Regions from separate parts of the Mus musculus genome. Here region 1 is linked to region 2. Evidence: chromatin loops called from intact Hi-C (ENCODE). Cell type or tissue: left cerebral cortex. All regions are shown on one strand. Each heading gives the region's core, and the rest is flanking DNA. Links, peaks and the distances in the headings are about the cores only. Region 1 overlaps Zfp292 (zinc finger protein 292). Region 2 holds the start of Zfp292 (zinc finger protein 292).

Region 1 (15,503 bases), core at 4,579-12,578, 58 kb before region 2:
ATAAAATCAAGGTCCAAAACGCTAAAGTGAAAGAAAAAAATTTTCATTAAATAAAGTGTCAAAATAACAAAAGAAAAGATCTTACTAAAGACAAGTTAGACAATTTAAATTAAGGAAAAGTAGCTTGAATAGCCTTACCTCTGAATTAATAACTTTAATCAGGAAGAAAATGTGATACACAGTCTTTGTTAACAGGGAAAGCTGCCGACACCTTTCCAGGTACACTTGTACTGATGGTTCCACCCTTTGCTGCAATTTACTCCAAAACAGAGTGAGTTCCCTTTGAAAAAAAAGTTTGAAGGATAGACAGGAGTAATGTAATAATCATAGAATAATCTATTGTGCATTAATGTAGCCATTACATTTGAAATTAAAACTGACTTTAGATTCCAATTCTCTGGATAAAATTATGTCTAAATACAAGATAAATAGCCTCTTTGAGTTTCTACAGAATAAAAATCAGATGCAGTTTCTTACCATATTAATCAGAATTTTTCAATCTCAGAGTAGCTGTCTTTTAATAAGAAAACATAATACTTAAACAAGTGATATAAAGAAAATCTTTGAGTCACATTTGGACTTTAGACTATGTAATATAAAAATACAAAGTCTGTGTGCATAACATCTAACAAGGCACAAGAATGAAAACCCTACCTATCTAGGATTAGGGTGTACCTCAGGGATAGACCCTTCCCCTAGCAGGCCTTCAATTACAGCATCTCCCCAAATAACAGCTCCATAAAGAAAGTATTGTCTGCATTAAAGCCTATCCAGAAGGCTGTTATTATTAGATGAACAGAACTACCAATGATGTTACAGACCCCCAAAGGAAAGCACGCATGTGACACAAAGGTTAAACAAAAAGAAAACTAAATCCTAAGCTTATTTGATGTTAATAACAGTTTTCACAGAAAATAACTAAAATGATAAATGTGCCAGTTGTGCCCAATTTCTCTTCCATCACTCATTAAATTCCCTGCTTGAGCATTTTCAACAATTGTTCTCAAGAGCAGCTTTTGCTAATGTTTTCTTCAGACTCCAGCTCTTTAGTTACTATCTTCTTTGCTGCTCACTCACTGGACTGGAACATCTCTGGAGGACCTAGTGAGAAACTTTTGGCAACATTCACCTTTCTAGTTCTTTAGAAGTCTCGTCTACTTTGATTTTTCTAAAACCCAAATCTGACTTAAGCCATGATTCCTTTAACAGCTTGTAGTCAACAGCAGGCCACGTATTGTTTGATCGGTTCCATAACAATACCCCGTTAGTGAGGTATACCACTGCAGCCATTTCAATGACCAATTCTTTAAAGCACACATTTCTAAGAATGTTCCTATCTCTAAGCAGTGTGTACTGTGCATGAACAGGGGGGCTGCCATTCTTCCTCCTTCAGCTCTTTCTATTGAATTCATCGTTATCTCCAAATAGCCTAAACTTTTTACTGTAGTCAAAACAGATGCAGGAAGTTTATTTTCCATTTCCATTATGCCTCCAGCCATACCCAAAGGGCAGGCCTTCTACACGCTAGAAGGTTGGATTACTCACTCCCCTAAGCTCTGCAGCTCCACTTTCTTCCTCCCATGTGTCCTCTAGCCATTCTCCAAACTCTCAACTGTGCTTTAACTATGTTTTCTACATAAAGTTTCTAGTGTTGCCTTCAGAGTTGGTAAGAGGCAGCTTCTGTGTGTCACATAAAATTCACTTTGATGTCGTTTTAAACCAATGTAGCAATGATTCCCTAGATATTACTGACTCTCACATTATCTTATGCTCAGAAAATCTACTTGTCCATGAAAAACACACTGTAGTTATCCATGACTTTAAGAGCAATCACCTCTGTATTTAAGATTTAACTTATTCACAAGAGGCAACTACTCAGAAAAGCTTGGTAACTCTGAACTGATTGCACAGCCATTTATTTACCTTGCCTGTTCTAGATTCATTCACATGCTGTGTGAATGCAAATATTCTTAATATGCTATAATCCAGTTACTTTAAAGACTACCTTACCACTGAGTGACAACTGCTCATCTTGGGTAACAATAACCTAGGGCTGTTATCAAGTTTTTTATCTTAATGGAAGTCAGAATAAGCTGCAGCCCCCCCCCCCCTCCAAGGGTGCTACAGAAGTTTGGGAATGTGCTGGGTCAGGAAGCATCTAAAGGACCCAAGAAGCCAGCCAGGAGGATGCTCAATACAGATATTAAATACGCTATATTTCTACCAGTAAGTGCCAAGTAGCTCAAAATATATAATATGTAGGTTAAAAATATATATATATACTGGGCTGGAGAGATGGCTCAGCAGTTGAAAGCATGACTGCTCTTCTGAAGGTCCTGAGTTCAAATCCCAGCAACCACAGGGTGGCTCACAACCACCTGTAATGAGATCTGATGCCCTCTTCTGGTGTGTCTGAGGATAGCTACAGTGTACTTACATATAATAATAAATAAATATTAAAAAAAGAAAAAATATACTCTAATCACAGATAGGTAGAAAGAACTGAAAACAAATTTAATACTGCCTGATAACACAAAGAATTCCTAAAACTAAAATATGAAATATTTGATAATCAGATTTCATAGAACAGAATACCTGAAAATACACCTTTTGTCTTGGTAAGAAAAAAGATTTTTTAAAATCTCTAAATTATATGAATTCTTTTCTGCCTCCATAACATCCCACTTCACAGTAGCCAGGCCCTTAAAGAAAACTGAGCCCACACCTTCTCTGTGTGTATACTGTTTCTTTTATTCTCTCATTCATATATTCTCTCTCTCTCTCTCTCTCTCTCTCTCTCTCAGGCGGGGGGCAGGGGTTGTCACAACAGCCTTCAATGTCATTGTAGTTACTAAGGCCACTTGCCCAAAGCAGCAGGTAGCATGGACTAGCGTGCACATATCTCCAGAGGAAGCACAGACTACAGCCATCAGCACACAGCAGCAGCACACAGTATAACACCAACACAGTTGGTCTCCTTGCTGCTTGGAGGGGCCAGGTGCATCTGTCATCTGTCCTGCCACCAGAGGCAGAGGTAATCACGGTCAGTGTTATGACCAGAGGCCATGGAGATAGCTGTGCTCCCTACTACTGCAGGAGGCCATCTTGATTACATGAATTCTTATCATTGTTTTTATTTCTTTTTTAGACAGGGTCTCACTATGTGGTGCTGGCTGACCTGCAACTTACTGCGTAGGCCAGGCAAGACTGGAAATCGTAAAAATGAGTTTACAAAGCCACCAGAGTAATGGGATTAAAGGCTTGTGTCACCCCACCTGACCTTTGTTTACTAATTTAACAAAATCCTTAGAAAAGAATAGCAACTCACCAAGCACAGTACATATCTCCTTGCTGGAGCTGCCGTGACAGAAAGGCAGTACACAAAACCAGGGCGCTTTTCTCATCACCCTCTGACTCTAAGTTACAGATCATTTCTAACGCATCTTTGCAATCCACTTCTGAAATCTATAGAAAAAGGAAACAAAAACAGGTCATGAAGTGGCTTTAGGACACACACACAACAATAAATTTAATTTTCCTTTTGATACACACAAATTCTTATCAGTAAAACATATCAAAGTTATATACTATCAAATGATAACTGAGATAAAGACTTGGCAAGTTATTTTTTAAAATAACCACTCTTTTTTGTTTTGTTTTGTTTTCGAGACAGGGTTTCTGAACTCACTTTGTAGACCAGGGTGGTCTTGAACTCAGAAATCCACCTGCCTCTGCCTCCCCAGTGCTGGGATTAAAGGTGTGTGCCACCACACCCGGCTATAACCACTCTTTATAACTAATAAATATTAATACAGTATTCTGAGAGAGTACTAAAACCGCAGGATACCAACTACCTTCAGAAATGCATGAATGTTCAGTAACTACCAGGTGTTAATTAGTCATAAGCATCTTTTACCCATTAAATTGGATCCATTACCAAAAAAGAAAACCACAGCACTTTCACTGTTACTCTTTGACTCACTGATTCAAACCATTACTAAAACCCGAAAACACAGAGAATGTAGTGGATACAGACTAATAAACTGTCTACTAATCTTAAGGGAAGAAAAAACCCAGAGTATTGAATACAGCTGTATCACTTTAAAAACAGGCTCACTCATCTCTACTATTTTGCTTTTCATATAAACTTACTCCAACTCAAAGCGTTGCTGGAGGTTCATATACTCTAAAGGCAACCTGAATCATTTAACCTAGTATTTAAAACAAATTTAAGATGTATCACTTAATTACTTATACATATAAAACAGAATTAGACAATGACGTCTACAATTTGCTGTAACAATAAACAAGGAAAGATTATCTTTTCTTCGGGAAATAGAAAGATTGAATTCCTAACGGTATACATGAGATGGAACTGAAGAATGAAGACCATCAGCAACCATGTATCACAGGACTGTAGTTGTCTCTCCTGGCTCATAATAATCTCTCTCACAACCCATCAGATGCAAGGTAAGCAAAAGGATAGGTGTTATGTATGTAAGACTGATATGTGATTTTAAGGCATGGTGGTGCTTGCAGACACATCTGAGCACTCAGGAGCAGAGGGGCAAGAGATTGTAATTTCTAGGCTAGGGTGAATTACAAAACAAAAACAGGAAAACACTAAGAAAATCATTGATTTCCCTTTTTGTGATCTAACAATGACTTGTTCTTAAAGATGTTAAGAAAGATTTTGGTTTTGTTTATGTGTATGTACTAGTGTCTACATGTACATATATGTACCATACGTGTGCCTAGTGCCAGAAACCCGAAGATGGAATCTGACTGATGGAGTTCTGAAGATGGAGTCAGGAGTGGTTGGAAACCATCATGAAGGTGTGGGAGCCAAGTCAAGGCCTTTGCACTCAGTCCCTCCCTCAACTCTTTAGCTTACCAACAACCATTTTAAAATGAGGGTGCAATCGGTAGCTTGCTCTGACTGAATCCTAAACTGTTTGTGATCAGACACATGTAGCCACCCAGGGAAAAGGCTGACTAAAGAGTGTGTGTGTCTGGACCACCTGTGGTAACTTCAGTACAGTAAGAGCAGTGCACTACTCCTGTCAGACAGGCTGTAGCAAAGCTTTATCTGTAAGCTACGCCATTTACACAACCCAACAAACAAGGGTCCAAAAGATGTATGTTTATACAATCAGTATTCTAAAATAGCTACAATATGTTAAACACAGCGTCAGACATTTCATGTACACTGCAATTATAATTTTCTCACTAGGCAGAGAGTATAATATTTTATAGATAAGAAATTAATTTGCTTACAACAATTAAGAACTAGACCCACAAATCAAACCATATCTGACTGACAAAGATCTAAACCCTTATCATTTTATTATATTACCTTTTACAAGGCTTTTGTTAATTTTAATTACTCTAATACATTCATCATGACAAATGTCAGTCAGATGAGCTGCAAGTTCTTTTTAAAACCATTTTTATAACATGTTAATAACAGTAATGGGAGCAAACTACTTATTAGGGCCAGCTTCTTCAGAATTAGCATGGATAATCGACATGAGAGGCTGCAGGAAGACACTACCAAAGCTGAGGGTCACTTACCTAGATTGCTTGGAACCAGATATGCTGTACCTTTCAGATTTTTAAAATTATTTGCATATATACAATGAGATACTGGGTTTGGGGTCCAAATCTGCACATAAAATGTCCTTTCCCATCTTATACACATGCCCGAAGGTCAGTAGCCCATGCAGTGTCTTTAGTGTACCTGTGTCTCGCTGTGACCATAACATGATGGCAGAGGTGGGGTTTTTCATTGGTGGTATGTCTGTGTTCAAAAAGTTAAGAGATTTGAGGAAAATTCAGACCTCAGATTTGCTAACTCGGGATGCTCAGAGATTTAAGCTACTCAAAATTATTAATTTACTGACAGTCAAGATTTTAATACAAGCTTAGATTCAGTCTCATCTCAGAATTCCACATATCTAAGTATATTGAGGTCCTAGAGTGTTAAACATTGTTTTTTACTTGTTCAAGTTTTAAAAAATTCATTATCTCTTGAAAATATGATATCTTTGAATCTCATCAGTTCCTTCTAAAACCTGAATTCCTGTTGAAAGCTCATATGGCACCAATTGTATAATTATTTCCCACAGTTACCTCCATTAAACTAACTCTTAATATTTGAAGTGTGTGTGCTAATTCCTCTCCCTCTATTTATATGTGTGTGTGTGTGTGTTTGTGTGTGTGTATATATATACACACACATATATATATAACACATCTATGTATATGCATATGTAAATGTACACAATATGCCAAGTGAAAAAGTTCATATCCTCAAAATACACAAAAACTTAACTAAAAGATTGTGTTGCTGTACTGTTATCCAGTGTATGTTGAACGTGCTGTGCACTAGCATTCAGAGAAAACAGTTCTGTGGGCCTGCTCCTCTCCTCTCACTCCTACACAGGTTCCAGGAACATGGCCCCTTACCTCAAACTTAATTTTTTCCTGATTTGTGAGAAGTTCTCTTAAAAAAAAAAAAAAAAAAGCCAATAGCACAGATAAGAGAACTAAAGTTAAATTAATGACTGAATAGACAATTTGTGGAAGTAAAATATAACCATTTGAAAACAATTAATTGTTTTAAAATTACAAAGCAGCATAATTCAGGAATTACCAATATATCACCAATTTAGGGACTATGTCCTATTTTTATAAAATAGGCCAAATTTCAAATGTAAGACCGTATAGAACGATCTATTTGTTAAAGATATACCCTGCTAAATCCTCTTATAAAGCAGAAATATAATTTTAGAATGTAAATAATGCCTTTATTTTCATATGGTTCTCTGTGCTACTTAGTAAAAGAATAGAACATTTAAGTAGTACTTCATGTTTACCAACTATATTTTAAAATGTATTAGTTCAATTTTCCATTAATAGTCTCAAGATTACAGTTTGCTCAGCAAAATATGTTTTTGTGTCATAGAGAAAGAATTTTAAAGGCAAACATCATCACACCTAAAAAAAAAAAAAGTAAAAACATCATACAACTAGCAAATATTTCTACATCAAGACTCTCCAGTGTCAGAAAAGAAGGAATTTCAGGACACGTTCATTGTCATGGTTTTGTTGTTGTTGTTGCTTTTCTGAATAATTTGTCTCTACCCTATTTACAATATGTAGATTCTTTGTTTTAATTCTTGATTTTTTTTTTTTAAAGACCAGGCACACCTTGAGCTGGCCTTGACCTTGCTTCTTCCTGCTTCAACCCCACCCCCCAGTGTTGGGATTATAGGTCTGTGCTACCATTCACATGTCTAAAAGATGTAGATTCTTAGAATCAATTCCACATCAGTGAATGAAATGTATCAGTATATTTTCAAGGATGCAAGGAGGTTCACTTACAAGACACCAATCTAAATATCCACCTGTCTGGTTAAATATATCACAAATTTATATTAATGAACTGCAGTTATTACATGTAAACAGAACAAATTGAAATGAGGTCACTAAAACAAAGTGTTGTCAGTTAATGACTGTATGTTTTAAATATATAAAATATATGTGTGTAGGAAATGTAAGAAAAGTATATAAGTTATATTTCTAAGTTGATTTAAGGGAACTCTGAAAAAACTCTTTGTGCTGGGGGTGTGGTGGTGGTGGGCAAGTGAATGACATGGAGTCAGCTGGAAGTGGTGTCTGTCGTCCCTGACTGTCTGTCTGCCTTCACCTGGGCCTCTTGCTCACTGCTGTTCCCATCTCATCACAGGAGCACTGGGATTATAGACATATAAAGGCTTCCATGTTTTGTTTGGGTTTACGGGGTCTGAAATCAGGTTCTCACACTTGTGTGGCAAACACTTCACCCACACTCTCCATCCCAGAGAAAGAGGAGAGAGAAAATGATGACTAGAGAGAAAACAAAAGGGCATTCAAAAAACTCTTCCATGTTTATTCTAAAGATAGAATCAACTGAAAAACTGGAGGTAAGCTAAAGCTGCCAACTGTTCTACTAGCTCTGCCAAGAATCTAAGAAAAGCTTATTATAGCAAACAATGAAATGTGCATCCTTTCTTACAGCCCCTAAGTCTGACATCCTACAGGGACAGCAGCTATTACTGCTGGAAAATAGTTCATTTCTTGCCCACTCAATCATGTGGACAAGAATTTCCTCAGGATTATCAATTTAGACCACACCTGACTTTTAATTAAATCTATCCCCATATTCTCTAAGGAACATGCTTTTAAAACTCAAATCTTACACACACACACACACACACACACACACACACACACACACACACACACACACACACCAAAAAAAGAGGAAGAGGAGGAGAAAAAGGAACAAAAACTGTGAGAAGAGGAAGGATATACATACATACATACATACATACATACATACATACATACATACATACTTGTAAACACAATCCCTAAAGGAGGCAATGCCTTTGGGAAAGTTTCAAGGTGCAAGTGACATGACTACTTTCCCTTGGGGCAGAAATAATAAGACTGGTTGACAAATCAACTTTAAAACATTTTCCTCATATGGGACAAGAAACAGTTTCAAATACACTTCTTAAAACAATATTACAAAAGTAATATATTTCTAAAAAAATGGACTTTCCACAGGATTTATCCATATACACAAACCTAAAATTTGGTCACTATGACTGATAGTTTTCCTTGGTTGGAGGACACAGAGAACTTAGTGAACCATATTTATTAACAAGAAGATAAAAACAAAATAAAACAGTTAATTTTATATGTTTAATAAAAGAAACGCCTAGAATCCCCAGAGAGAATATTTCTGGTATATATCTCAGAGTAGGCCAGGCTACTGCTACTTAACTCTAGATAATTATAGCAAGAAGGAATATGAATTGCATATTTCAAGGCCTGGTCATTTAGACATCTAGGAACAGTTTTGAGACTAAAAACTAAGTTCAAAGGTAATCTAACAACCGTAATCTTAGACGGTTCTCCTAGGCAAACTTGATTTGTGCAGAGACTACACGGCATTTACTGATTACTGCCTCCTACTGTCTACAAAACTCATTCTGCATTTGTTGCCAAACACACTTCAGAAGATATCTTAAGAAATTTTATTTCTTAATTAAATTCTCATTTTCAACTAATAGGAAAGTTTTGGGATTAGATTTGCTCTCATATATGGTGATTGAAAAATGCAAATTGTCTGTGAAAATAAAAGAATCGGTAAAGAGAAATAGTTACAGACTAGTCAACGTGTAAACTAATAGAATAAGGTCCAAGACTGAAGCCTATGTTTTACTCCCTCCAGCTTACAGACTGAAGAAACCATTCTGGTTTTCTAATATTCTCACCATATCCAAGAGGCTTATTTATCATCTTAGTCCAAATCTGTACCATCTAGCTTCTTCATTTTGCAATCACAGGAAAAAGCACACAGCTATTACACACAATCCTTACCCTCATGTGACAATCACCCGAGGCAACCATGCTTCTGAACTCTAATTACAGGCTTCTCAGTCTACTGATGACTGTGCACTCCATCTTAGGTTTCAGCATTCCCTTTAAAGTACCAAGTCCACCAAACAGAAAGGTACTCTACTCTTGGCAATTCAGACTGGTATACAATGAAATATAAGCATGACTACCTTCATCAACCTTCTCTAATTTCTTCATGTCTTAAAAGACAAACTAACCAACCAGTCCAGAGTCCACTGAGCGCTGCCCATATGTATGTGTGAGGCTCTTCACTGGAATTCCATCAGTGGCCAGCCCCTTGCCCCACCTCCTCCACAGTCTCCCTCTCAGCAACTACACACTGCTAATAGCTCCTTAGTAAGAGATGGAACCTGGTGATAATCTGTCCAGTCTATATCAGAATTTTGCCTGCCTTAATCTCCGTATATCCTTTACTTCTTGTTACTGCTCTGGAGTCAAGCAGAAATATAAGACATTTGAAAACAGTGTTCATAGAGTACTATACTAATAAACTCTTACAGTTCAATACATTATTAATTTTTATCTAAATTATTTAAACACAAACTACTATATCAACTTTTAATTGTAAAATTGAATGTACAAAAATATAGTTTCCTTTGGGTAATGATTATACTTCTAGAACTTTGCAAATTCTACACTTGAATACAATGAAGTATAAATAGTCTTAAAAAGAAACTCAAATGTTATTTACATAAAATAGGCAAGTAACATTTAATTTTTGAATGGTATATTTTGTTATATAGCATGTATCTATTTAAATACAGTCTACATATACAAAGATAATTTATATGACTTCTATCTAGTCTTATTCTTCTTGTTAAATTAGTCAGGTAAAAATACTCTTAGGTATCCTGATGTCAAATAAAAATGAAGTTACGACGTAAATACTGCCATAACCACCACTGCCATGGCACTGTTGAGGGCACTGTCTGTCCCATATGATTCAAGTTGCCCTTACCCACAAACATACCACAGTATAGACAAATGTGCTCCATTATTTACAAACAAGAAAGTCCAAAACATTCTAATCTAAACTTAATTTATCCACTTTAAAAAATAATTACTAACAAAAAATATACTCACCTCTTCAATTAGCTTTTCACTTGGAGATGATGTGCAAAGACAGACAAGGTAAGTTTGTTTAAAACTACCTTTTGTACCAATCTCAGGATGATCAGAACACAGCTTTGCTAGAGCGGTTGCTTGACTTAACTGATTGGTTTTGATTAGATGTTTAATTCTCATATCCAACAAGATGGGACCCTCAAAAGCTAAAAATTCATTCACTTAAAAAAACAAGACATAATATATTATTAACATTTCGTAAATCATTTGCAACACAAATAAATACTTTAAAAATTTTTTTTAAGACACAGAAACTCAAACTATTCCTTTTTAGCAAGTTTCTACTAATGTCAGTAAGGATATCACACAATATTCAACTTTATAAGTAAAGGGAAATCATACGGCCCACCTTGTAGCAGAGTCTTACTATATTGCTTATGATGTCCTGAACTCTCTATGTAGCCCAGGCTGGCTTACAACTTGTGACCTGCCTGTTTCAGTTGCCCAGTTGTTAGGGTTACAGGAATGTGATACTATACCAAGCTTGACAACTTTTAAAGTCTTAGAAAATGTTTTTATACTTAAGGCCACATTTAGAATGGACTAAAAGGTTCCCCGCTCCCCGCTTTTCTTCTTCTTTTTTTTTTTTTTTCTTTTTTTGGAGACAGGGTCTCAGCAGTGTAGCCCTGGAAGGTTTGGAACAATTAGACCAGGTTAACCTTGAACTCATGGAGATCCTCCAGCCTCTGCCGTCAGAGTAAAGGTGTATACCACACCTGGCTTGAATAAACTTCTTGCTTATACAAATATTTCTGCATCAAATTCTTTTAAAATCATAGTAAATCTCCCAATGCAGTTATTCTTCTTGTTTGTTTTGTTTTTGGTTTCTCCGTGTAGCTCTGACTGTCCTAGAACTCACTCTACAGACCAGGCTGGCCTCTGCCTCCTCGGTGCTGGGATTAAAGGCCTGTGCAACCACTGCTGGGCCCGACGCAGTTCTTAACCAACCCAAAGCACCATCCAGTTACCCATCAATAATTACCCATGTAATAAGGGTAATAAGGGTATTGGGGCAGTCTAGAATAAGAAATTCAACAAATACTTGGTTTAACGTTGACAATACACTTATTCTTTTACAAAGGGGAAGACTATCTTTTTAATTGATGTTTTAAAATAAAAATCTGCACAAAAAATAGTTAAGAAGGGGGAAAAGTCCGCCAAAGGAAACATGCATTAAATGCCCTTGGGATTTTACTTATTCCAATCTATTACGGCTAAGACAGTTAAGTTAATAAGCTTCTATTCTTCTCGAGCCTGTGCTCTTTTGGTTCTCTAACACCTGTGAACAAGAATTAATGTTTTAGCAAGTATGAATTCAAATACTTCCCTTAGCTTTCTGTACCTGGATAAAAATCATGTTTAAACATTTCGTTCTTGCCTTTAGAAGATCCCTAGTAAGCAGTAACTGAAATGCTCTGTAGCTGAACACTGTATCCTCTCTAACTGTGAGCTCGTGGAAGAAGCGTCCGGCGAGTAGCTGAGGGATGGTCTTTCCTTTCCCGTTCAGGCCCTGCCTGGACCCTTCATTCAGTCTACCTTCTCTGCTCTCCTAGAAAGTCACATCCAAAAAGCACTGTGACTGTGACTCGAGTACTAAAGTCACAAATACTTAAACAATAGCACAGAGTTACACATTGAAACCATTTCTTCAGTCTAGCATTTGTACCTACAGTCACTTAATCTTTACACTGAACTAAAAAGAGGACATGATAAAGACTAAACACAGATGAATCAAATGTACAAGTATCTAGTGTCTTTATCTGACACAATGTAATACATTAATGACAATTTTTAGTACAAAATAATCTTATTAGGACATTGATATTTCAATATATTTTCCATTGAGTTCATTATCAAAACAAATTCTAATAAAAGTTTTAAATAACAATTTACATAAAGTTAAAAGCAGGCTATTCTGACTATTTATGAGTAACAGACATTAAGAAAACAGTTATAGGTTCTTTCTTTTTAAAAAGGAAATTCTAGAGATACAAAGTCTGGGAATTATTGCAAACTATCATGGAAACTCATAACCAATAGGATCTGAAAGATCGCAGTAAAGAATGAATTTCAAAGTGGCAAGTATCTATCAAAACTGATGGCATTTCCTAAAAGGTCAATTTCAAATAATCCCTAATTTTTTTTTTTGGAACAGAGTATACAAATCAAAATTACAACCTGTGCAGAATAATTTTTAGATCAATGCACTAAAAAAATAAATATCAGGACAAGAGATTTGGCTGAGGAGGTAGGAGCACTTGCTGTTCTTTGGGAACATCTGTATTGTATCCCCAACACAGTCGCTCACAGCCATCTTTGTAACTGCAGTCCCAGGGAATCTGATGCCCTCTGCTGACCCTCCCAGGCGATAGATACACATGTGGAGCACATGCATACATGCACGGAAAACACAAGCATAAAACAATACAATAAATCTAAAACAATTTTTACAGAAATGTTAGTCTTAAAAATTCAAAATGCTAGGCACTTATGTTTTAATGATGGAAACCAATAGCCCGCTTAAGAGACATATCTCTAGGGAACACAGAGCACAGGGGCAGAACGGACTTTGTGTGGTTAGTGTCTGTAGCCCCGTCACTCAGCAGAACAAGTAAACTGAGGCACTCACCAACAGAATGATTTCCCTAAGCCACAAAATCATCTCATGGCAGAAACAAGACTAGAAAGTGTTTTCTGACATCTAAATTTATCAATCTCTGTAGGTCCAGAGAGGTAAAGACCTGTCTGACTACTGTGCCTGCTTCTAACTTAAAAATATATGTTACCATCAGTGAACAGTTGGGAAGAAAGACTGCACATCCCACAGGTACCGCTTCAGATGGAAGGCTCCACTAGCACTAGACTGCTCTGCTAAAGTCCCTTCTCCCAGCTCCTACACCCTTCCTCCTCCTTCCAATCCTTCTCAGTACTTGGCATCACTCACAGTCTCCACGGCTGCCCTACAAGACTGTGATGTTAGAGCAATGTGTTTAGCGCTCACAGACTTGTTTTATGCTCTTTATCTCTGAGTACCTAAATAAAGCACCACATTTCACTTTCTTCTATGCTTTTCTTTTTTTTTTTTTCCATTTTTATTAGGTATTTAGCTCATTTACATTTCCAATGCTATACCAAAAGTCCCCCATATCCACCCACCCCCACTCCCCTGCCCACCCACTCCCCCTTTTTGGCCCTGGTGTTCCCCTGTACTGGGGCATATAAAGTTTGCAAGTCCAATGGGCCTCTCTTTCCAGTGATGGCCGACTAGGCCATCTTTTGATATATATGCAGCTAGAGTCAAGAGCTCCGGGGTACTGGTTAGTTCATAATGTTGTTCCACCTATAGGGTTGCAGATCCCTTTAGCTCCTTGGCTACTTTCTCTAGCTCCTCCATTGGGAGCCCTATGATCCATCCATTAGCTGACTGTGAGCATCCACTTCTGTGTTTGCTAGGCCCCGGCATAGTCTTCTTCTATGCTTTTCATATATACATACCATAAAAAATAAAGTTAAGTTGTAGTCATGTTTAATCTGTCTACTTTCTTTGCATCTATACTTCAAGAAGAAAAGGGTCTAAACTGGTTTTAAGCCTATCAATATAGCTAAGTAACAAAACTGCAATCTAGGTGTATGATGTTCAACCAGTTTAAAAAATATTCTTTCCATTAGTGACACTTTTATCAATAATAAATGATCCAGGTGTGTTGGCACACATGCGTAACTCACACAGCTGAGTATCAGTCAGATACTCAGGAAAGCGAGTATCTGAGTTAAAGTCCAGGCAGGATTACAAAGTATGACTTTGTCTCAAAAGGAAAAAGAAGGAGAAGGGGAGTGAGGAGGAGGAGAAGAAAAGGAGAAAGAAATAAAGATATTTTTAAGAGATTAAATAAACTACAGCACAAATACTGCTGTATGTAAAACAGTTTGTCCCACTCCTCTTGATTCCCCCCACACACACACACAAAATGAGGCCACCATATTTATTACTAAGTGCACACTCTCAGGCCAGGCTTAACAGATGGTTCTGTGACATCTTTGATGCAACGCTCCTGAAGGATGATTAGTCAGTCGCAGACAAAGAACGTTCCTGCTGGACAAGACAGTAATAATGTGTAAGACTAACACTTGAAAGGCTGACAGGAAGGCTGGCTTGTGTTGGAGGTCGTCCTGGGCTACACAGTAAGTTCTAGACCCATCTGGGGTATACAGAAAGACCAGCTCAAAAAAGCAAATGAGAAAATTCCCACGGGGGTCAGGGGGTCCTATATCACACAATATGTAACATATCCACACTACATCTACTTAGCTATCTTCAACTCAGAAACTAAAGAGTCAGCCGCAAAAAAAAACAAAAACAAAAACAAAACAAACAAACAAACAAACAAAAAACCTCTATGGATAAATTACTAATATGTCCAATTCATTTAGTCCTTCGCCTATTCATTTCCTTCTACTCTACCATCGATCACTGACTAACCCCATCCCAATCACTAGGCCATTGTAAGGGGCCTCCTAATTCTCAGAGGAATCTAGGACAATAAAGTCTTTAGCTGCTGTTGTTTATTTCAGCTTTTTAATTTATTCTGGTAATTTTATACATGTATATAATATATTTTGGATATATTCATTCTGCTTCATATCCTTTCCCATTCCAACTAGAACGTTTTTCCAACAAATAGTCTTTCTATTTTCATGTCTTAAAAACAAAACCAAAAGGGCTGGAGAGATGGCTCAGTGGTTAAGAGCACTGACTGCTCTTCCAGAGGTCCTGAGTTCAAATCCCAGCAACCACAGTGACTCACAACCATCCGTAATGAGATCTGACTCCCTCTTCTGGAGTGTCTGAAGATAGCTACAGTGTATAGTGTACTTACGACAAATAAATAAATCTTACCAAATAC
Region 2 (15,503 bases), core at 2,813-10,812:
GTGGCGCACACCTTTGAATCCAGCACTCAGGAGGCAGAGGCAGGCAGATTTCTGAGTTCGAGGCCAGCCTAGTCTACAAAGTGAGTTCCAGGACAGCCAGGGCTACACAGAGAAACCCTGTCTCGAAAAAAACAAAAAAAAAAAAAAAAAAAGAAAGAAGAAAGAAGAAAGAAAGAAAGAAAGAAAGAAAGAAAAAAAAAAAGAATAGTGTAATGTGTTTTTCAAAATAGCTAGCTAGAATCAGGGATATAGAATGACTTCACTATAAAGAAATTATTGACGGGGCTGGTGAGATGGCTCAGTGGGTAAGAGCACCCGACTGCTCTTCCAAAGGTCCAGAGTTCAAATCCCAGCAACCACATGGTGGCTCATAACCATCCGTAACAAGATCTGACTCCCTCTTCTGGTGTGTCTGAAGCAGCTACAGTGTACTTACATATAATAATAAATAAATCTTTAAAAAAAAAAAAAAAGAAATTATTGATGTATTGAGATGATAGAGATGTCAATTACCCCGATTCATTATATAAGCACAACAGTAACATAGTATCCAAAAGATATGTACCTTGAGAGAAGACAGGAAGGAAGGAAAACAATGGAGCCCACCCACGATGGTCTATGCTTAACTATAATTGCAGCACTTAGGCTGAGGCAGGAAGACCAAGGCAGCCTGTGTCACTCTGAGACTGAGTTTTGTTTTGCTTTGCTTTGTTTAAAAAGGGGAGGAGGGAAGAGAAAAATGGTAATTGGTTTAGTGTTACTGGGGTTTTTGGTGGTGGTGTTATTCAGAGACAGGTTCCCCAGGCTGGCCTAGAACTCAGCAATCTTTTTCTGCCTCAGATTCCAGAATGTAGGCACCTGGCTTAACCTTCAAACACAGAGCTGTAGGAATGGCTCTACAAGTAAAGATGCTTGTCACACAAACCTGACAATCTGAAACTGATCCTGGACCCCACTGTGGAAGAACAGTCCAATCTGGAAAGCAATACTCAGACCTCCACTGCATTTATATACACACGCAGAGACATATAATAATACTAAAGGTAGGTAGGGCTGGAGAGATGGGTTCAGTGCATAAGCACATGTTGGTTGAGGTAGGTTCCCAGCACCTTGCTGCCTGTAGCTCCAGGTCCTATGGAAAGCAAGGAGGACCTTATGATCACAGACAAGCACTAAGGAACCAGGAATGTCAAACCCACAGGGTTGTTCCATAAAGGAAGCAATTCATAACCCTCTTCTCTGACCTGAAGGCTTCCAGTGGAAGTGGGTAATAGCCTGGTGACCACGCCTCTTACTGAGAGTCTGTCAATTTATACCACCTATCTTTATGAAAGGTTTCCTAAGTACAAAGAGTTTAGATGCAGTTGTTTGTTTTTTTTGTTTTGTTTTGTTTTTTTTGGTTTTTCGAGATAGGATTTCTCTGTATAGCCCTGGCTGGCCTCGAACTCAGAAATCCGCCTGCCTCTGCCTCCTGAGTGCTGGGATTAAAGGCGTGCGCCACCACTGCCCGGCTTTAGATGCAGTCTTAAACTTCATTGTGCACATGGGATTGAATCAAGTACCACCAGGAAACCTTTTGCCAAACTTTGCTGTGCTTAAGTATGTCTAAAATAAACAACTAGAGGCCAGTCCTGAAGTTCAAACCAACACCCACTATTTAGAACTGCTGAACCATACAACCTCTTGCTTCCTCTGCTTGTTGTTCTGCTGGCCATGGTGGCTGAAGAGCCATCCAAGAGGTTCAAAGGATTGACACTCTTTCAGGCTTCTGAGGACGCTGTACACATGATGCAGATGTAAATGCAGGCAGATTACCACATACATAAAATAAAAAGAAACCTTTAAAAGTATTTTTAAAGCCGGGCAGTGGTGGCACACGCCTTTAATCCAGCACTCGGGAGGCAGAGGCAGGTAGATTTCTGAGTTCGAGGCCAGCCTGGTCTACAAAGTGAGCCAGGGCTACACAGAAACCCTGTCTCGAAAAAAACAAACCAAAAAAAAAAAAGTATTTTAAAATAATATATAAATAAAACTCGGGCTAGGAAGATAGTTCAGTCAGTAAAGGCCTGAGTTTGATTCATGGGATCCGCAAGGTAGAACAGTGCTGGCTGGTTTTGTGTGTCAACTTGACACAGCTGGAGTTATCAGAGAGAAAGGAAATGAAATGTCCTCCAAGAGAGCCAGCTGTGGGGCATTTTCTCAATTGGTGATCAAGAGGGGAGGGCCTAGCCCATTATGGGTGGTGCCATCCCTTGGCTGGTAGTCTTGGTTCTATAAGAAAGCAAACTGAGCAAGGCAGGGGAAGCAAGCCAGTAAGTAACATCCCTCCATGGCCTCTGCATCAGCTCCCGCTTCCTGCCCTGCTTGAGTTCCAGTCCTGACTTCCTTTGGTGATGAACAGCAATGTGGAAGTGTAAGCTGAATAAACCCTTTCCTCCCCAATTTGCTTCTTGGTCATGATGGACAAATTAGTACCAGCATGAGGTATTCCTATGACAACCTGACCATGTTTTGGGGGGGACTGTGGAAAGACTTTGGAACTTTGAGCCAGAAGAGCCATTGGGATGTTAAGAGCTCTGTGGGATGTTCTGTAGGAGCTTGGAAGATAATGTTGAGAACAGTGCTGAAGGTGGAGGCCTGTTTTATGAAATTTCAGAGTGATGCTTACAGACTCTTATCAGGGCTGTTGCTGTTTGGATTGTAAAGATTCTGTGGTTTTGGTTAGCTAAGAATGAAGAATCAGCTGTGATTAACAAAATACCAAAACTACTAAAATGAAACCTTTGTGTTACTCATTGATGTTGGTTAGCTGGAGCTAAGAAATTAGCAGTGATTATTAAGAAGAGACCAGCATCACTGAGATGAAATCTTCTGGCAAGTGTTTCCTGAAAGCACAGAGGCTGTGTTCCAGAGATAGCCAAGGTTGTACTCCTGCTGCAGCGGGACTTGGTAATGTGTAAGAGTCACCCAGGTGGTACAGATTTTGAAGGCATGAAGGGGTCCTGAAGAGCAGCTGAGGCTCAGCACTGTGAGAGGTCATGGAAGGCCATTGGGGAAGGTGCAGCCTCAGTTGCAATTGATGGCCCAAGACTGAAAAGGCCATACAAAAAGAGTTGAGGCTTGGCACCATGAAGAGAGCCTATAAGTGGCTGTTAGTGAGGCCTAGTTGCAGCAGAAGACCCCAATGTATTGGAGATGCCAGTACCATGGGATGATCACCAAGAACAGTAACGTCTGTGGAGTGGATCCACCCTAGCTTAGAGTGCTACAGACTGCAGAGGTAGAGAAGTGACCACAGCCCTCAGAAGATCCTGAGTGGATCCCAGACATTGGAGTTAGAATTTGATTTTGCTTTTGATTGTGACTGTACCCTGATATTTTTCCCTCCTGAAGGAAGAAAGTATTTTAGTGGAGCCCACAGTTAAGAGACTTTGAATTGTAAAATGACTTTGATTTTAAAAAGAGAATTGATATTTTAAAGGGATGGAAATTTTAATATGTAAAGATTTGTAAAGACTGTGGGACTTTTAAAGTTATTTAGATCTGGGGATGAATAAGAAAGTAAGAGTTGAAGCTTAATAGTGATGTGTTTGTGCCAAGTCGAGAGGTCAATTGTACTGGCTGGTTTTGTGTGTCAACTCAACACAAGCTGGAGTTATCACAGAGAAAGGAGCCTCCCTTAAGGAAATGCCTCCATGAGATCCAGCTGTAAGGCATTTTCTCAATTAGTGATCAAGCAGGAAGGGCCTAGGCCACTGTGGGTGGTACCATCCCTGGGCTGGTAGTCTTTTTTTTTCCCCTTTCTTGGTTTTTCCAGACAGGGTTTCTCTGTGTAGCCCTGGCTGTCCTGGAACTCACTCTGTAGACCAGGCTAGCCTCAAACTCAGAAATCCATCTGTCTCTGCCTCCCAAGTGCTGGGATTAAAGGTGTGTGCCACCACTGCCCAGCCTGGGCTGGTAGTCTTAGGTTCTGTAAGAAAGCAAGCTAAGCTGGACAGGGGAAGCAAGCCAGTAAGTAACATTCCTCCATGGCCTCTGCTTCCTCACCTGCTTGAGTTCCAGTCCTAACTTCCTTGGTGATGAACAGCAATGTGGAAGTGTAAGCTGAATAAACCCTTTCCTCCCCAACTTGCTTCTTGGTCATGATGTTTGTGCAGGAATAGAAACCCTGACTAAGACAAGAACTAACTCCTGCAAGCTTCCCTCTCACCTCTGCATGCTGTGGCACATGCACAGAGATACACACAGACACAAATAAGTGTAAATATAACAGAGCAATCTTTAAATAAGCACAAAATTGAGGACTTTAAAACTGAGCCTCAATGCTGACAGAATATTAGCTCAAGTCCAGTGACTGCCAAACGTTTATTTATCCTGGCTTTCTAGAAGCATGTGGACAGCCCAGGTCTACCGGAGAAAGACATAAAAAGGTCGAACTGTAATTCCAAGGTTAGAAAACAGGATTTAATTTCTAGCTCCCCCTACATCTAACATTACATCCCATGTTAACTAAGACAAAATTCTAAGGATATTTGAGTTGGAGCCCAACCCCCACTCTCTCTTCTGTCTTATGCTATTATCTGGAACTCACTATGTAGCCCAGGATGGCCTTAAACTCTGACCTGCCTTCCTCGGCCTCTCAAATACAGAATTAGAGCTCTGGAGATCACTTTTATAATTTATAATATTGGGGTAGGGAGCATAAATCAGTCTTTAGCGAACAAGCCTCGAACCCAAGAGACACTGGGTTTGCCCCTCAGCCAATACACCCTCAGTATGAATTACTATTTCTAATTTTTGAAAACCACCAATGATTACTTCATTACTATTTGATTTTTATCAGCAAGGTAATAAAAAATGATTTATATACCTTAAGATTTATCACTTAATAAAACCAATATCGAGTTATTTTTTTTAACTGTTTTATTCATTAGAAGTAACTTTAAAATGCCAGGCAGTGGCACCTGACTATAATTCCAGCACATGGTGGGGCAGAGGGTGAGAGGGGAACAGGTAAATCTCTGAGTTCAAGTCCAGCCTGGTCTACAGAACAGCCAGGGCCACCCTTCCCCCCCCCCCAACACACACACAGACAATTCCTGTCTTAAAAAAGACAAAACAATAAACAAGAAGAATTTAAAACCTGGTGATGTACCTAGCATGCTGTACCTAGTACCATCTTAACCACAACCACACACACAGTGATACTTGTGCATCAATCTCAAAAACGAAAGAGAAAGCTATACTTATACTCTTTATCGCATGAGCCTTCATTTTAACAGTATTATCAATCCTTAAATCATCAGTGGATTCTACTAAGGAATTAATATCCCGAACTAAAGTAGACTTTAGTCTGCTCCCAACTGCTCATGGTGGCACAGATCTGTAATCCTAGCATTTGGGATGGTGAAGTAAGACGACTACCCAAAATTAATGCCAGCAAGGAGAGCATGGAAAGACTGTCTCAAAACACCTCCTCCAGAAGTGGACTCCATTTACAAATGAAATCTTGGCCGGGCGTGGTGGGGGCGTGGTGGCGCAGGCCTTTAATCCCAGCACTCCGGGAGGCAGAGGCAGGGGGATTTCTGAGTTCGAGGCCAGCCTAGTCTACAAGGTGAGCTCCAGGACAGCCAAGGCTACACTGAGAAACCCTGTTTCAGGGGAAAAAAAAAAAAAAACCAACAAACAAACAAATGAAAGCCTTATTTGTAAATTCTACTAAAATAATTTCTCAGGCTTACGATGGTGGGCAATTTCAGGGCATAGAAAATAGCAAATTTCAAAGTTTCTTTAATACTAAGGTTTAAAACAATGACTCTGTAATGTGGCCTCCAGATCTGACGAACTTTCTGACTGCATATATTTGCAGACAAGTCATCCTTGGTCCTATTTTTTTTTTTTAAATAACGAACCATCAATGCATGAGCATAAAATGCATACGGCAATGGGGCTGCTTCTGTATGTGATCAGATACCCTAGAAAGATAGATTTCAGCACCTGGAGGCTGGCAAGTGAAAGTATCCCTGTGAAATCCTAAAATGCTCCACCATTGTTCAAATCTCAGTGTTTCCAAAACAAAATCTTAAGCATGACACATCCATTAGGTTTCATGCTTTATGTAAAAAACGGCCTCAACTAGGCAGTTTAATCAATGTTCTCCCTCCCTCCATAGTCAGCACACGTTAACTGGGGAGTCTTAAGACCAGATGGAGATCCAAACTCTGATATCTGTCATAAGATAACATTTAGAATGTTACTAACATTCTAAATCCTAGTTAGAAAACGTTGCTGAAAAGCAATGTCCTTGGGCAAGAAAAGAATGGGAAGATCTGAAACTGACCCAAGCACAAATCCCTTGTCAACCAAAGACACTTAACAGGAAAGAACCCAAGAAATGTGGGGGTGGGGGTGCACGGGGGGGGGGCCGGAAATCGTACTCTTCCGGAACGTAAAGGCGAAACAGGCACTGGTAAAGCCGCCCCCAAGGGACGACTGACTATGGAACGGTGACAGCTCCTATGCACCGCGGAGAGCAGCCAGCAGGAACGGCCGCAGCGCAGACGCCGCCGCCACTCCCAGCTTGCAGGTCCGGCGGGATTGGCTCGAGAACATCAACAAAGACCCTCCGGTCGCAGCCTAACCCAACAACAAAGGCCGAGCGACTGCGCGCGACGGCCGGCGGCGACAGGGGGACTGGCGCGCGGCGGGCAGCCCGGCGCCCGCGGCGCAGCCCGGGAGCGTGCACGGAGCCCCGAGGCCGTCCGGCCCAGCCTGGCCGCGGAACACAAAGACGCGGACCGCCCGCGCTCCGGCCGCCGAGGCCCGCGGAGGGGGAGGGGCTCACCTGGCACAGCTGGCGGCAGTAGGCGGCGGCGGCCTCCACCGCGGGCTCCCGGCTCTCGCATAGCCGCCGCTCCAGCTCTTGCAGCCGCTCGCCCAGGCGCCGCAGCTCCGCCGCGCAGCCGCCACCGCTCAGGCGCTCCTGCTCGGCCTCATCGTCCGCCATCTTCGCAGCCCGCTCCGTCGCGTACGCACCTGGGTCACGTGATAACACAATGCCACGTTCGGCGGGGTCACGTGCCCGGTGCGCTGGCACGCCTGGGCGCACGTACAAAGGCCGGGTGTGGGGCTGGCGACCGCCGGGGCAGTGCTGCAGCGAGCTGAAGCTGAGGCCTCTGCTGCTGCGGCGGCGGCTAGGGCCAGGGCCAGGGCGAGGGCAAGGTCTGCGGAACAGCCGGAGGCCAGGGCAGGGTGGAGAGCTGGTGATTGCCCTGGTTCTGGGCCAACCCGAGAACGCCTCCTGGAAACAAGCGCTCTAGGTGTTGGAGGGCACACACACACAACAATTGGGTCAGAACAAAATGAGAGGTTCAATTCTCATTCTGGGAAATCAAGCAGCGAACACAAGAAAAGAATAGTGTGGAGAGAATTCAAACAGACCGAAATGATTAATGTTGTAACCCGGTGGTTTTTAAGGCACAAAAGCTTTTCTAAAATCTGGTTACCGTTACGCGTTACAAGAATCCACACCGAATCTTAGTTTGGGAAAGTAGGTCGAAGGAAAGAACACAATTAAGGATGCTAAAGTAAAAAAAGGAACACGGATGTCAAATAAATGCCAGTAGCAACCCTCCTCTTGGTGCTGCAAAACAGGTGGCCTTCTAAGCCGTATTTTATTTGCAAGACGAAAACAGTATTTGGCATTAGAATTGGAGAAGAGAGCTGAGTGTTGTGTGCACGGTTGTAATCTCAGCACTCGGAGACGAGAGGTTCAAAAGTTCATCCCTGGCTACATAATATTTCCTCCTCCAGCCTATGCCAGATGAGTTCTTACAAATTTAAAGGAGTAGGGGGTAGAATAAGAGGTAGTCGGAAAATCAATGTGCTTAACCATAAATTTCATAATCAAACTAATAACAAACCCAGTGTTTGAGGGCTAGGGGTGTGACTCAGTTGACAGAGTGCTTGCCTAGCTCCGTTCACTGCATAAACCAGGCAAAAGGCACGCAACTGCCTGTTTAATCTCAACCTTCCCTGGTGAACGCCAGAGTATCAGAAGTTCAGAGACTACACTATTTTGCCAGTTTCAGGTCAGCAAGAACAAATAGACAAACAAAACAAAACACCCCACAACCTACTGTTTATTTAAGAGGCAAGATGTCTGCCTTACAACTGAATCCTTTTAAAACAAACAACAGCGTTGACACACCTGGTCATTTTACTGTTGTGTTCTGACTGCACTGTATTTTTCTAAGGATAGTTATCTAAAATGAACAACCAGCCTGGAGGTTGGCTCTAGCAGAACTGCAGCACGAAGGAAGCTGGAGCTGAGGGTCTCCCGGTCCAGTCCGCCCGGGCTACATTGTAATGCTGGGTCTCAAAAACATAATTTCTACCGTATCCAGTAGCCTTTTCAGGAAATGTATATAATAAAGCCAGATGTGATTCTAGTCCTCACAGGTGACGGGAGGAGGACACTTAGTGGAAAATGTTCTCTGAATACTGTGTTGTTCCAGCGAATGTTTTGTAATGCATGCTTTTAAATCATTACATAAGATGAACAAGCACAAGGCAACCTTACAGAAAACAGCATCAATACTGCACATTAACAAGACAGAATCCTCTAATGCTTGCATGTACATGAGACCAGGGGAGCACACTGTAAGGCTAAGGATTTCCTCTATTGGATTGAACAGTGAAAAAGAGTTGAAGAAACAAATGAAGGTAGCTGTTTTGTCTTGCCCTAGTCCCTGTAGATACTCTACCAATGAGCTGCCCTGTACCCTCCTTGCTTAAGATTTTAAATTTTGCAGTTCATTTTCCCAGGTTATATATATAGTTCAGGTATTAAAGTTCCATCAATGTATGCTATTTTAGGATTCCAATGAAAATTATCAAAAGAAATATGTGATTAGCCAATGCACCAGTAAATGCAAGGACTGTACAATAACTAAAGGCTAGGAAGCTTACCTTTTCTACAATTCAACAGTAATGAGTTACACCACACTTCATTTACAGGAAGGAAAGTGTGTAGCAGCAGGTGTGGAGAGAAAGATCCAAAGTGAAATATGCCTGAATAATGATTTTTTAAATTATTACATAGGGCTAGGGTGTAGCTCGATGGCAGAGCACATTCCGGAGACTCTGGTAATGGGATGGGGAGGGGGTACCTAGTAATGTCATTCCTACCTTCAGGCCATGATACCCTTGTGGCTAAAAAAACTGGATTAGGAGCTGGAGAGATGGGCTCAGTGGTTAAGAACATTTGCTAGTTTTCCAGAAGACCAGGGTTGTAGTCCCTGTACCAGGTGGCTGCTTCACAGCTGTCTGTGAGTTCAGTGTCAGGGGATGCCAACTGCTTCTGGAACCAGACATGCAAGTGGTGCACAGACCTCATGCAGGTATGACACTCTTACATAGAAAATAAAATTTTAAAGGAAACTGGAATCATAAATTGGATCTGCATTCTAGTACGGCCATATAAATTCATCTGCACCTTTTGCTTTTATCTAGTGTCTGTGACTGTTAAACTTGAGAATTATGAGGAGAAAGACGGCCTTAGTTAGGGTTTTATTGCTGTGAAGAGACACCAGGACCACAGCAACTCTTATAAAGGACAATATTTCTGGTTTATATTTTCAGAGGATTAGTCCGTTATCATCATGGCAGGAAGACATGGTGCTCGAGCTGTAACTAACAGTTCTCCAGCCCAGTCTGCAGGCAGCAGGAAGAACAAGTCACACTAGGCATGGCTTGAGTATCTCAGACCTCAAAATCCATGTCTTAGTGCCTTTTGGCCAGCCTGAGACCAAGGTGACTTTCTGTGACCTGTTTGCTTTTTCCTCTTTTTGGGCAAGTGACTTAGTGACAAAACATTTACATATAGAAAGAAGTAATGGGCCACAGAAACGACCATACCAAATATCCAGTCATAGCACAGAAACTAACAATTGAAAATAAAGAGAGACATCTACATAGCTATTTAATACAACGCCTGTGGGTGCAGGGCATCCTACCAACCCACAGAGAAGACAATCAACAAGCACACTGAGTGGAAACGAGCATGTGATTGTCCCTTGGTATGGTTGTCAAAGGAGAGAACAGCCAGAGGCAACTTGGGAGAGTACAGAGTGAACATTTCTCTCAGAATAGATCAGATGATTAGAGGGACAGCGGGGAAGCAGAGAGAAGAGACCAAGGGAGCCGAGGACCAAGAGCGTGCACCCAAAATAGCTAAGTTCTCTAGGAATCGCAAGCTGGGGGAAGACAAGCAAGTTCAGGGGCTGGAGAGGTTTATGGTGGGAGGCAGGGGTGAGGCGTGCTAAGAGAAGCCAGGACTCTGTAACAGGTCTTAGCAATGCTGAGAACCTGATGGTCACGGTCAGTTTTTATACAACAGGTCCCTTGGCTAGCCATATGTCCCAGGTTTGAGACCTTATACACACAAAACTTAACCGTAGCCGTTAGCTTCTTAAGTACCAAACTTTCAGTTCACAGGAACCACTACACACACACACACACACACACACACACACACACACACACACGCACATACCCTTCTCTGCCTAGAGGCTCTTAGGAAAAATTGGAGACCCAGTCCATAAAATGACAATAAGGCCACTTGGGCCACAAGCCCCCAGGTTTCTGGGGACAGCGTTTTGACCAAGCAAGGCAGTTAGTTCGTGGGCGTGGTATCACAAGGGCCCTCAGGCAGTCGAGCCTTCAGCCACCAGTTACACTTCCGGCACTTGTGCTGAGGAGCCGCGCTTCCGGGTGGCGCCAGCTTCCCGGGTCCTGCGGGCTTCCTGCAAGCCTGGCGCACCAGCCGGCTCTTGAGGAATTCCTAGACTGCGGGACCTGAAGACTGGAACCGGGGATGCGCGGTGCCTGCTGCACGCTGGCAGCGCCGGCCGCCGCCACGCTGCTCCCCAGCCCTGTCTGCACCCCGAAGCCCGCGAGCCGAGCTGCCTCAGCTGGCCACACAGCCCGCGGGCGCGCGGCCTCCAGAGCCCGCCGGGAGGAGCCGCTCGGGCTGCGCGCGGAGGAGGCAGGGAGGCCGGGAGACTCGCCCTGCAGGGCTTGGCCGGCCTTCTCCAAAGAGCTGGGCTGCACCCGGACGCCTGAACCCGCAGCCTTGGGGACGCGAGGATTGGCGTCTGCTTGGAGTGCATCCAAGAAGACTGGAGATCTGGGTGAAGACCGCCGCCTCATCTGCTAAAATCACACTGCACTTTTTGTAGAGAAGATATGTTTTTTCCTCCTCTGAGAGACAGCAACCGGATCGATTAAAAGCGCTGAAAACATAAGCCAGGCACTGGTCCGCTTACGTACACAATTCCAATGAGCCCGAAACACGAAGCACGAGTAAAAAGATTAGTTTTAGTCCTTACATTCTTTTCATGGAGGGAAACAGAGGGATTTATCTAGCGGGATTTTTTTTTCTTTTACCTTATGAGGAAGAAAAACCAAATGGAAAATGAGTAATGACATATAAAGGAAAAAAAGAAGAAGAAAAAACTATGTTGTTTTTTTGAGATAGTTTCACTTTGCAGCCCATGTTTGATTTGAACTCCGTGGCAGAAAAATGACTTGATTTTCTTTTCCTACTGTCCTTCACCGTCACACTCGTTTTGTGCAGTACTGAGTTCGTTATGCATGTTTGGCAGCCTTTCTGTCAACTAAGCCATCGCTAATTATTCTAATTCACCCAAATGAAAGCAGTCATAAAATAAAGCAAAAACAGAACCTTGGAAACAAACTCTGTAGCGTAGTTGAATTGGCGTGCACCATTTCTCTAAAGAAGCAAAGAGAAATACAGAAAATAGTTTTCCCTCTCCCCTCCTCCTCTCCCCACTCTTTCCCTTGTGCACAGGCTCTATCAACTAGGAGCTATACGCCCAGCCTTGTAGTTCTAAATTATAATCGTTGTACATCATTTACCTCATCGGGTGTTATATAATATCACACTGTTGTAACACTTGAGTTTTTAAAAAATAGCAATGCTGTGGTGAAATGAACTTAGAAATGCACAGGTCTCTCTTCTCATTCTAGGACATCAACTTAGGAAATTTTGTTGATTTCCATGAATCTTTTGTTGTTGTTATTGTTGTTTTTCAAGACAGGATTTCTCTGTGTAGCCCTGGCTGTCCTGGAACTCACTCTGTATACCAGGCTGGCCTCAAACTCAGAAATCTGCCTGCCTCTGCCTCCCAAGTGCTGGGATTAAAGGCATGCGCCACGACTGCCCAGAAATTTCCATGAAGCTTATAGACCAGGGAAAGGGCATCAAATCCCATTACAGATATTTGTGAGCCACCATGTGGTTGCTGGGAATTGAACTCAGAACCTCTGGAAGAGCAGTCAGTGCCCTTAAGTGCTGAGCCATCTTTCCAGTCCCTGTTATAAATCCTAATGTAAATATCTGATATATGACCCCTGTGAAAGGACTGTTCACCCACCCCCCGCCAAAGGGGTCACAACCCATAGGTTGGGAACCTTTGTTTTTGACACTTTCTTCAATATAGAAGCAGTACTATTTTAATTGGTACTATTTTGAGTATTCTTGCTCTGATCACAAATTGAACAAGAGTCATTTCCAACAAGCAACTTCTATCAGACTTTTAAAATTTTATTATTTACATTATAGATGTTTTACCTGCATGTATGTCTGTGTACTATGTATGTATAGACCCTGCAGTGGCTAGAAGAGGACATCAGATCTGGGGTTACAAGTTATTGTGAACGCAAAGTGGGTACTGGGAATCTAACCCTGGAAGAGTAGCCTGTGCTCTTACCTGCTGAGCTGTCTCTCCAGCCCTCATAGTTCTTTTTGTTGTTTAACACTGCTTCTTGTAATAGAGTCTTACTACATGGTGTTAGTTGTCTTGAAGCTTTCCATGTAGACCATGCTAGCTTCAAAATTGCAGTGATCGACCTGCCTCTGCTTCTGGAGGGCTAGAATTACAATCACAGCACACCTTTACAAAATGTTCTCTTTCTCTCTATACTTCTCTGATCCCCACTCTTCAAAGTGGGGTAGCTTTGATGAACCACTTACTGTGTTGCATACAGTCAGGTGCCATATAGTTGAGTCTTATTCACAATCTGGTAGCACTTTAATAGTAGAAACTGTATTATGTCCAGTCTACTTTCTATAATGTCACTTGGCAAGTGACAGTGTACTTAGTAGTCAATATGTATCCATTGAAATGAATGCAATCCAGTTTGTATTTGACAGTAGCCTGTCGTCCTTGTTCTCATTATAAACAGTTTAGACTGTAGAGAGACCATATTTGCTCTCTAGCCTAGGTAAACGGTACCCTGCTTCTGCAGTTCTTCTTGCAGCTGATCCGCCTGACCAAGTCGCTTTGCGGGGGGTCGGCTCCTGCAGCCTCCAGTTAGCATCTCAAAGTGACTCAGTGGAAGGCTAGGTAAAGCCGCCACAGGAAATTGCCCTCCTCTAAGTGGAGAGGGACTTATGTCGGCCCTTTGTTCTTAGTACTTGTGTGACTCTCAGAAACTGTGTTCACATTGGGGGGGGGGGGGGGACGACACTCACTGCAGGTCTGCACATAAATTCAGTCATAAATTGAATAAGAGGTTATAACAGAGAATGCCTACGTGCCTATGCACTAGGAGCAATTCTCTGGCTTAACTTTCACCGTTTGTTACCAGCTTGCAGGGTCATGAAAAGTTTTAGACGATAACTAAGCCATCTGTGAAGTCTTGTTTAGATAAACTCAGTCAATATCTTATCTCTTGTTTTTGCACCTGGCGTCCTGTGTTGTATATATTCTTTTTAACCTTCCGTTAATGGCTTCTGTAACCCCTTGGAATGCGCCCTAAGTATTAGAAGTCTGCTGTTATCTCAGAAGCAATTAAGCAGTCATTTTATAAAAAGAACCTGAATGTCTCTGTGGGTATTGCCATTTGGAAACAATGATAACCCTTGCTTGCTGGATGTTTCTGCAGAATAAAAGCTCTTTGTCTTTGCATACTATCCGAGTCTGGGGTCTTCCTTCAGCAATCTTCTTCAGACTCTGCAAGTGACACAGGTGTTAGGAACTCAGGTCCTCTGCCAGAGCAGGAAGCACTCTCAAGTGATGATTCATCTCCCCAGCCCGTGACCTCATTTTTTAAGGCACTGCAGTCTAGGAGATTTGAACCTTTCAGATCTGTCATTAATTTAATTAAGTATCAGGGGATTGATGACACCTTCTGGTCCCATTTCCTAATCCCTATTTGTATTTCATGCAGTGATATTTCCCCCAACCTAAGTTGTTGGGATAGATTGAAATGTGTATATAAAATGCTGAGTACTCGCTAGATAGCAGTGTCATTATCCAGTGACTAACTCAAAGCTGTCATGCTTTTAAGGTGTCCTCTAACCTGCCTCCCTAAAGGTGAATTATGGTTGAACTCACATTTTCCTTTTGGCTATGCATGCTTAAGTGTTCTGTATACGGTTCTAAAGTGATTTTTATGTTCTAGTTTGTCTTATGGCTCTTTGCATAATTTCCCTGTCATAGTATCAGTTATTATACAAGGAACAATTACATACTCCTTCAAAGTAAATTATGTAAAAACGGAGAAAAGCATTAGTTCACATGCAAGAGCTAGCCACAGCCTGGAAATTCAGTGTAGGAAATATCATACATAAGACTTTTCTACCAAATACTATGAAACTTGTATTTAGTGCAATGAATTCAAATCTTTTTACCTGCCTCCTCCACCTTGTAAAACTTTTATAAAAATATTTTTGTCTCCCCAGACCCTGTAAAACTTTGGTCACTAGTCGGGCGTGGTTGCGCACTCCTTTAATCCCAGCACTTGGGAGGCAGAGGCCGGCAGATTTCTGAGTTCGAGGCCAGCCTGGTCTACAGAGTGAGTTCCAGGACAGCCAGGGCTACACAGAGAAACCCTGTCTTGAAAAAACAAAAACAAAAAGAAACAAAACAAAACAAAAAACTTTGTTCACACACAAGTCTAATTCTGTGTTCTAGGAATTTGATGGTTTAGGGAGCCCTCTTCCCTTCCTTCATGTTCTGAGTACCAATTCTTATCAGACTAGCTAACTGAATTAAGACTGTGAGATGAAACACCAGCCATTGGGGAAAAGCCACAGTCACCACTCGAGTTGGAGTAAAAACCCTCAGTGTGTTTGCTCTTCCCAGAGTAAAGTTCACCTGTCTGGACACTTAAGCGGTCTCTTTCTTTATTACCTCAAAGTTATTTCTCACAGTATATAATTTATTTTTTATTTTCTAGGTAGTCACGGGTAAGAGGTAGCCTCGAGCCTCGAAAACAAGTTTGGACTTGAGACTTTTGAGCAAGGTCGAGAATGTGAAGTTGGACCTAACCCGTTTTTACTCTGTGCTACAGCCATGAGCTCTGGATGGCAGAGAGTGGACTATGGCTGCTTAAATGATAACTGTCCTTCATAAGCTCATGCATTCGAACTCCCTTTCCTCCGCTGCTGATGCTGCTTGGAGATGTTTTGGAAC

What was found. Peaks named below come from ENCODE experiments on the same cell type or tissue, not always from the same donor. Only the 100,000 strongest peaks of a DNase experiment are listed, where the experiment ranks them.
Region 1: a loop joins it to region 2, with 2.3 times the contacts of the local background. A loop is called at or near these places in 9 of 42 quality-filtered maps.

The regions. Positions count from the first base shown.
Region 1 is chr4:34,816,136-34,831,638 of GRCm38, forward strand. It overlaps Zfp292 (zinc finger protein 292), which reads right to left. Exons shown (of 8, transcript NM_013889.2): 5 at 10,558-10,760; 6 at 3,329-3,465; 7 at 139-280. Among named protein-coding and RNA genes, the nearest start is that of Smim8, 46 kb to the left of the region's middle. In left cerebral cortex, for the core only: no CTCF peak of the experiment used is centred there; a DNase peak (open chromatin) is centred at 7,936.
Region 2 is chr4:34,875,914-34,891,416 of GRCm38, forward strand. Zfp292 (zinc finger protein 292) reads right to left here and starts at 7,035. Exons shown (of 8, transcript NM_013889.2): 1 at 6,845-7,035. The coding sequence starts at 7,006. In left cerebral cortex, for the core only: a CTCF peak has its summit at 6,530; DNase peaks (open chromatin) are centred at 6,215, 6,577, 7,070 and 10,094; H3K4me3 peaks cover 2,522 bases; H3K27ac peaks cover 2,047 bases.